Regions from separate parts of the Homo sapiens genome. Here region 1 is linked to region 2. A link is a contact called in ENCODE Hi-C or POLR2A ChIA-PET data. All regions are on one chromosome and are shown on one strand. Each heading gives the region's core, a stretch centred on a gene start or an enhancer-like site at or near the end of the contact. The rest is flanking DNA. Distances are from core to core; before and after follow the strand shown.

Region 1 (3,922 bases), core at 250-2,749, 93 kb before region 2:
TGCTGGAACAGTCCATGCTCCGCTGGCTATTCTTCCGTTTGGTTCAGACACGCTACCACCCAGTTTTCTGCAAACAGCTTAAAAAAAAAAATCTAAGGAAGTTGGTTTGGTCTACTGACCTGGGAGCCTGGAAACCTTGTTTCTAGTTCAGTTCTGAAGAAAGCCTCCAAGAAGTGTTCTATTTTCAGTGATTTATTCAATTCTACAGTTTCCAGGACAGATGGCCATCCGGTCATTCTGTTTTCATTTTGAAGAGCTCACTACCGTACAATTCCAGCTGTGCTGAACCTTCAAACGCACTTGTTGCGATATCCTCTAGAACTACCCAGAATGATGTCTATACCCTTTGCAAGCAGGTGACAAGCCGAGGCTTACTAACTCTGGGACAGGGCTGTACAAAGTAAAGCATGGGTTTTCTGTCTGGAAGCTGAAGATGTCAAGTTGACACTAAGCAGTGATGAACTCCTGGTGACCTTCTGGCCCAAATGGGCAAAGGAAATCCACGCTGCAGAGAGCGGGCAGCAGCCAAGGCCAGGTGTGGACTTGTGGTGGCAAGATGTGTCCTGTTTCCAGACAGACATTTCTAACCCAGCACTGCCCTAGAAATAATCTACGCAATCGGTGACCCCACGGTCACCCAACCGTGCCTGAGCGGATCTGCTAGAGCACCAGCCCTGGAGCTGCAGGGCCCCCCAGTGTGGAGTGCCCCCACCTCCCGAAGTGGACTGCCTAGGCCTAGGCTTAAACAACTTCTTGAGTCACCTTCCCCACTGGATGAGTCAGGCACGGTGCAGGCAAGTGGGGACAAAAAGGACAAGCAAAGACGTGAAACCCAGCCCTCAAGAAACTCTGGGGACATCTGGCATCTTTGGTCTTCTCTGGTCCCTGCAATCATTCCTCACTTGGCCGACCATAATGTCCCACAACTCATCAGTGTTCCTTGGCGGGTGGTGCTGAGCACTGGTCTCACCCTAGACATGTCTGGCTGATGGCCAGTCACATGTTGCATCTCTTTTTAGTTTCTAGGTTTCTGAAGAGCCTGCGCTTGACTGATACCTTCTGTACCACCATGCCAGCTCCTCTTTGCCTTTTATGTCACTGCAAATATGAACTGTAGAGGTCAGTCCTCTAAGCAGGCTGAATTTCCACTCCCCACCTGGTAGCTGAGGTGCTGTCAGCAGAGGCTGGGAACCACGCAAGGAACCTGGATTCGCTCCTGCGCCTCTAGCTGCCTACCCCGCCCCAATGGTGCTCCTCCTCCTGACCAGAGAGTTGGAGAATTTCAGAAAGGGATTCTTGAAATGTGAATAGAAGGTCCTGGGCAGAGGCCCTCGTGACTTCTGTGTGAAACTGACCAGAATTAACACAGCAGAAGGTTTGCAAACTGAGCTTCAGTGTGGAATACTGCCCAGGTTTGCAGATCAGCCTCTGGGCAGCACGAGCAGGGTGGAAGAGCATTACAAAGATTCAGAAAACGAAACTGTCACAGCAACCACAGCCCACAAGAGCAGGCCAGGCTCTGCACACCAAACCTAAGCCTTAGCCACAGAAATGGGCATCGAGCCCTAATAAATATTATTTTGTTGGTTTTGGCTCCTTATTCCAACCAGTAAAAGCATGAGCTACCCTGGCTAGTTTTATGGCCACTGGAGATTTTAAAAACCTGCTCAAGACCGGACACAGTGGCTCATGCCTGTAATCCTGGCACTTTGGGAGGCCAAGGTGGGGGGATCACCTGAGGTCCGGGGTTTGAGACCAGCCTGACCAACAAGGAGAAACCCCGTCTCTACTAAAAATACAAAATTAGTTGGGCGTGGTGGCGCATGCCTGTAATCCCAGCTACTCAGAAGGCTGAGGCAGGAGACTCGCTTGAACCTGGGAGGCAGAGGTTACCGTGAGCCGAGATTGCGCGATTGCACTCCAGCCTGGGAGACAAGAGAGAAACTCCCGTCTCAAAACAAACAAACAAACAAAATAACAATAAAAAACCTGCTTAAGGTGTTAATCCAACAAATCCATGAAAAACTAGTAAGCTGTTGTAATGGCTCTGTGACCTGTGAGACAGCCATGTCTCATGCAAATGTGGCCCTGTCCGGGGTACTGACTCCGTCCCCCTTAGAGTTCCCCACCAAGGACTGTGGCTTAAGGAGGCAGATGGGGTCGGGGGATACCCATGTATTAGGCTGACTGGAAAACTGTGGGGCTTATGTGTTCCACAGCAAAGGAACATGATTCTCTGCTGTTGTTTCACTGGTCACACCTTACTTTAGGCAATGGAAATCTAGGCATTTTAAAGGTGTCGTGCACTAGATTTCTTTGTAAGACTGAAAATGCTTGGTTAGAGTAAATTAGGGACTTGAAATTCTTTAATTTTGCCTTTTTTTTTTTTTTTTTGAGACAGAGTTTTGCTCTGTTGCCCAGGCTGGAGTGCAGTGGTGGAATCTCGGCTCACTGCAACCTCTGGCTCACAGGTTCAAGAGATTCTCTTGCCTCAGCCTCCTGAGTAGCTAGGATTACAGGTGTGTGCCACCACACCCGGCTGATTTTTCTATTTTTTTTTTATTAGAGACAGGGTTTCACCATGTTGGCCAGGTTGGTCTTGAATTCCTGACCTCAAGTGATCTGCCTGCCTCGGTCTCTCAAAGTGCTGGGATTACAGGAGTGAGCCACTGCGCCCAGCCAGGACTTGAAATTCTTACAGTAAGATGTACCTGTATCCAAGGAGAAGGCTACCTGTGTGGATCCCTTTTCCTTTATGGTACTGACAACTTTTATTTTAGACTCTGGTCAGTGCACAGAAGGTGGAGATTTAAACTTGTGCTTCAAAGGCCAGCTGGAGCAGGGCCAATTAAACTTACTCCAACTGATTTCTGGGTGTGAGAGGATGCCAGAGGCTCAAAGATGGAGAGCAGGAGGGGTCGGGGTCCTCAGACTCCCATCAAAACCAAAAAGACAGGCCGGGCATGGTGGCTCACGCTTGTAATCCCTGCACTTTGGGAGGCCAAGGCAGGTCACCTGAGGTCAGGAGTTCGAGATCAGCCTGGCCAACATGGTGAAACCCTGTCTCTACTAAAAATACAAAAATTAGCTGGGCGTGGTGGTGGGCGCCTGTAATCTCAGCTACTCGGGAGGCTGAGGCAGGAGAATTGCTTGAACCTGGAAGGCAGAGGTTGCAGTGAGCCAAGATCATGCCACTGCACTCCAGCCTGGGCAACAGAGTGAGACTTTGTGTTAAAAAACCACCACAACAACAAAAAACAAAACCCAAAAAGACAGGGAAGAATGTGGGAGGCAGTTCCTAACATTCTGAAAGGGATATGAGTGATGTCCCATTTGAAAATGGGAAGCTAGGAAGAAAAATTGATCAGCTTTTCCCAAAATGGTTCACATTTCATAAAACCTTTCTGATGAGCTCAAGGAGGGACGCTATCAGATAACACAAGAGAAGGAAACAGAAGTTGTGTGCCTGATGATAAATCAACATAGTAGATATAATGACCTGTAACTATGAGGTCTGAAGAATTCTTTGAGGTCCAGGAGGGCTTTTCAGATGAGACCAGGCCTTGACAGTGGGGGCAAGTCCTACCAACCTGCACAGCACATCCAGCAGGACAACTGTGGCTCAGCAGGTGCCAAATGGAGCCCATGGGCAGAAGATGCCCACAGCGTTCCAGATGTGTGTGGTCTGAGAGATAAAAGGACACAGAACAAGATGACTGTGCAAATAGCCAAGTGGTGGCAGAAGTTCTGCATTTCCAAGAGATGATCCACTCAATAATTTGACGATACTAGTTGGCCAACATGCTCAGAGAAAACAGACTATCCACAACTGAGCCTCATTCTCTCTCAGATCAATCCATGTGCTGGAAACTATTTTCTGCACAAGCAAAATCAAATGAGAAAAAAAACAGGTCCCAAACTA
Region 2 (3,838 bases), core at 369-2,868:
GTAGGGTGCAGCTGCTCATGCTTATAATGTCAGCACTCTGGGAGGTCAAGGTGGAACAATCACTTTAGGCCAGGAGTTCAAAATCTGCTTGGGCAACATAGTGAGACCTTGTCTCTACAAAAAAAAATTAAAAATTAGAAAAAAGAAAATCACCACTAGATGCTGAGACTACTAGTGAATAGAAAACTAATGAAAAACAGGACAACTTCATCATCTCTAAATATACCCAACAAATTACTTATTAATCACAAAGAGGATAGTAATTTTTGCAGTGGAGTAACCTGGCAGACATGACCTTAATACAATGATTAACCAATCACTAATATTGAGACACACTGATTATGTGCCTCCTTAAATGAGGCATTAAGGAGAATACATCCCTTCTATAGTATTCCAGCCTGAAATTCGTAACATTAATGTAATCATAAGGTAACGGCAACGAAACCCAAACTAAGTACAGAACAACTGGTCTGTATTCAAAATTGGAATGGTCAAGAAAAGAAAAGTACCAGGAGGGGAGAAGAGGAGGCAGGCAGGCTGAAGAACTGTTTTAGAATAAGAAAAATTAAAGAGCCGCAGTGGCTCACATTTGTAATCCCAAAACTTTGGGAGGCCAAGGAAGGTGGCTTACTTAAGGTAAGGAGTTCGAGACCAGCCGGAGCAACGTAGTGAGACTCCATCTCTACAAAAAGTAAAAAAAATTAGCCAGGCATAATGGCATGTGCCTATATTCCCAAGTATTCAGGAGGCTGAGGTTGGGGGATTGCCTGAGTCCAGGAGGTCAAGGCTGCAGTGAGCCATTATTGCACCACTGCACCCTAGCCTGGGCACCAGAATGAGACCCTGTCTCTAAGAAAGAAGAAAAAAGGAAAGAGGAAAGGGGAAAGGCAAGGAAGAAAGAGACATGCCAGTTAAATTCAGTGTGTGATGACAGACTGAATTGGATTGAGGTATAAGAGCTATAAAAGACATTATTGAAATAATTTATAAAACCTGAATATAGTCTGTGAATCAGGTTAATAGTATGGTATCATTATTACATTTTCTGATTTTGATAATTGTACTGTGGTTATGTGTGGTTATGTAAGAAAATGCCTTTGATTTCAGGAAATATGCATTTAAGTATTTAGGGATAAAAGGGCATATTTCCACTTTCAGAGTGGTTCAGGAAAAAAACTGTACCTCCAAAATACACACAATGATAAAGCAATTGGAGTAAAATGTAAACAACTTATAGAAAGTTGCAAGAACTCCTAAGTATTTTACTGTATCAAAAACAAAACAAAACAAAAAACAGAAAACAAGTCCCATCCATGACAAAAAAGTGTGAAGACACTCTTGTGGGTATTAAGTGAACATGTGTGTCAGTCCATGATCTAATGATCCCATTCATGACGGTCTCTTCTTTGGTTTCTTACTCTGATGATGACAACTACATGCCATTTTAATGTTTTTTTTTTTTTAAATTGGGCAGCCATTAGGCTGAGACAGCTGGCTCCAGTGCCTAGTAAGCAAACTGAAGCCCAATGTAAACATAAAATGAAACTTAAGCTTAACCAATCAAAAACAAACCTCTAACTAGGGACTTTCCACTGGATCATATCCAAATAAGGCAAGTGCCTAGCTACAGCCAATCAAGTAATTCCTTTACTTTGCTACAGCGTTCAGCCTATAAAAGCCTGCTTCTAAAGCAGAGCTCTCTGAACTTCTTCCAGTTTTGAATGCTGCCTGAATCCTTTAATGCTCACCTAAATTCTGCTAAATGTCTGTCTAAAGTTTTTATTTAAACAATTCTGAACATTTTTAAGTTGTTATTTTTTCTTATGTAATATTCATTTTAATACCTATAATGGGTACTCTGACATTCAATCTAAATTAATAGAAAACAGAAAAATAATTCTACAAATACACTTGAGATGCAGACATCTGAGTTTGATTTATCAGATCAAATCTCTCATCTAGCACATAAAAATGATTCTAGACTTTCAAACAACGTTAAAAAAGAAAAACAGCCAGGCGCAGTGGCTCACACCTGTAACCCCAGCAATTTGGGAGGCTGAGATCACTCCACTGCACTCCAACCTGGACAACAAAAGCGAAACTCCATCTCAAAAAAAAAAAAAAAAAAAAAAAGAAAAGAAAAAGGAAAAGGAAAGAAAAGAAAAGAAAAGAAAAAAGAAAAATAGGCCGGGCGCAGTGGCTCACCCCTGTAACCCCAGCAATTTAGGAGGCTGAGGTGGGCAGATCACTTGAGGTCAGGAGTTCGAGAACAGCCTGGTCAACATGGTGAAACCCCGTCTCTACTAAAAATACAAAACCTAGCTGGGCCAGGTGGCACAAGCCTGTAATCCCACTCAGGAGACTGAGGCAGGAGAATCACTTGAACCCAGGAGGCGAAGGCTGCAGTGAGCTGAGATCATGCCTCTGCACTCCAGCTTGGGTGACAGAGCAACACTGTCTGAAAAAAAAAAAAAAAAAGAAAAAAGTAAGAAAAATAAACACTGGTGCTTATAGTGAATTTGCTTTTCATTGTAATAACTCCTTACTTGCACAGAAGTTCTGCAAACAGCAACCTGGAATGTTTCTTCATCTGTCACTTAAGAACAAAATAATATTATATGGTATTTCAAGCATCAGGTTGCAAAAATAGTCTTTTTTGAAAATGAAACGCATTGTAAAATTTCAATCTACATTTTAATCTATCCCAAAACCAAACCAATCTTTTTATTTTAACATCAATATCAAGAATCATGTTTTACTTAAATACAAATGTAAAGTTAACAAAAGCATATGCCTACTAGTAAACTGGAGAAACTAAAAATATATAATTAATATATTTAAGATTGTATTTTACATTACTTTAAGATCAGACTTTTTAAAAATCACCTCTTTAACATCTACCATACAAAAATAAAATCATTTTTCAAAAAACCCTAAGAGGGGATTTGCAAGATTGCATAACAAGGGCTTTCAAGTCCAACAAGATCAGGGGATGATGATTTATAGTAGAAGTCAGCAAACTTATAGCCTGCTTAGCGTTTTAGTAAACAAAGTTTCACTGGAAAAGGACCATGCCCATTCCTTTACATATTGTCTATCTATGGCTGCTTTCCTGCCGCATTAGCAGGGTTGGGACAGAGATCGTGTGGCCCACAAAGCCAAAAACGGTCACTATATGACCCTTTACAAAAAACTAAACTCTGGCTGGGCATGGTGGCTCACGCCTGTAATCCCAGCACTTTGGGAGGCTGAGGCTGGTAGATTACTTGAGGTCAGGAGTTCGAGACCAGCCTGACCAATATGGTGAAACCATGTCTCTACTAAAAATACACACAAAAAATTAGCCAGGCGTAGTGGCGTGCACCTGTAGTCCCAGCTACTCGGGAGGCTGAGACAGGAGAACTGCTTGAACCCGGGAGGTGGAGGCTGCAGTGAGCCAAGACTGTGCACCATTGCACTCCCGCCTGGGTAACAGAGTGAAACTCCCTCTAAAACAAAAAACATAAACTAAACTCTGATTTATAGCAACAACGTAGCTTTACAAAAAAAAGTTCTAATACTCAAACACCTACTGAGGTTACACTAAGTGCAGGAGACACAGTAAAGAAAAATAGTCTCTGCTCTCAGGGAGCTTACAGTCTATTGAGAAAAGTAATGTAATTATCATACAAACAAACATAATAATATATACTAAGTGCTATAAAGAAAAAAACCAGAACTATGAGCTTCACAGCAGGGACTAGAGTTAAGGGGTGTGCTATATAGACATAATCTCTGATGAAATGAAATTTGACAGAGGAGAAGTAGATCAGGTTAAAAAGGGGGATGGGGTGGAGAT

The links. A loop is a pair of places that touch in the nucleus more often than their neighbours do. ChIA-PET counts read pairs that join two places held with the same protein, here RNA polymerase II (POLR2A). Pooled maps may share reads with other maps.
Region 1: a loop to region 2 is called in a pooled map, with 3 times the contacts of the local background. The contact joins two enhancer-like sites. A Hi-C loop is called at or near these places in 2 of 168 maps with a recorded cell type or tissue (OCI-LY7 and PC-3), 10 of 37 single-sample maps with no recorded cell type and 10 of 50 pooled maps. POLR2A ChIA-PET finds 5 or more read pairs at or near these places in 9 of 52 experiments (BJ, CD8-positive, alpha-beta memory T cell, Caco-2 and 6 more).

The regions. Positions count from the first base shown.
Region 1 is chr20:33,645,333-33,649,254 of GRCh38, reverse strand. It overlaps CBFA2T2 (CBFA2/RUNX1 partner transcriptional co-repressor 2), which reads right to left. Exons shown (of 11, transcript NM_001032999.3): 11 at 1-3,922. Among named protein-coding and RNA genes, the nearest start is that of C20orf144, 15 kb to the left of the region's middle. Within about 2 kb of position 1,499, at least 8 of the 41 ENCODE cell types and tissues checked have a DNase peak (open chromatin) inside an H3K27ac peak, as active enhancers do.
Region 2 is chr20:33,552,896-33,556,733 of GRCh38, reverse strand. All of the region lies in intron 1 of CBFA2T2 (CBFA2/RUNX1 partner transcriptional co-repressor 2), which reads right to left. Among named protein-coding and RNA genes, the nearest start is that of CBFA2T2, 65 kb to the right of the region's middle. RefSeq lists an enhancer at 1,395-1,554. Within about 2 kb of position 1,618, at least 13 of the 41 ENCODE cell types and tissues checked have a DNase peak (open chromatin) inside an H3K27ac peak, as active enhancers do.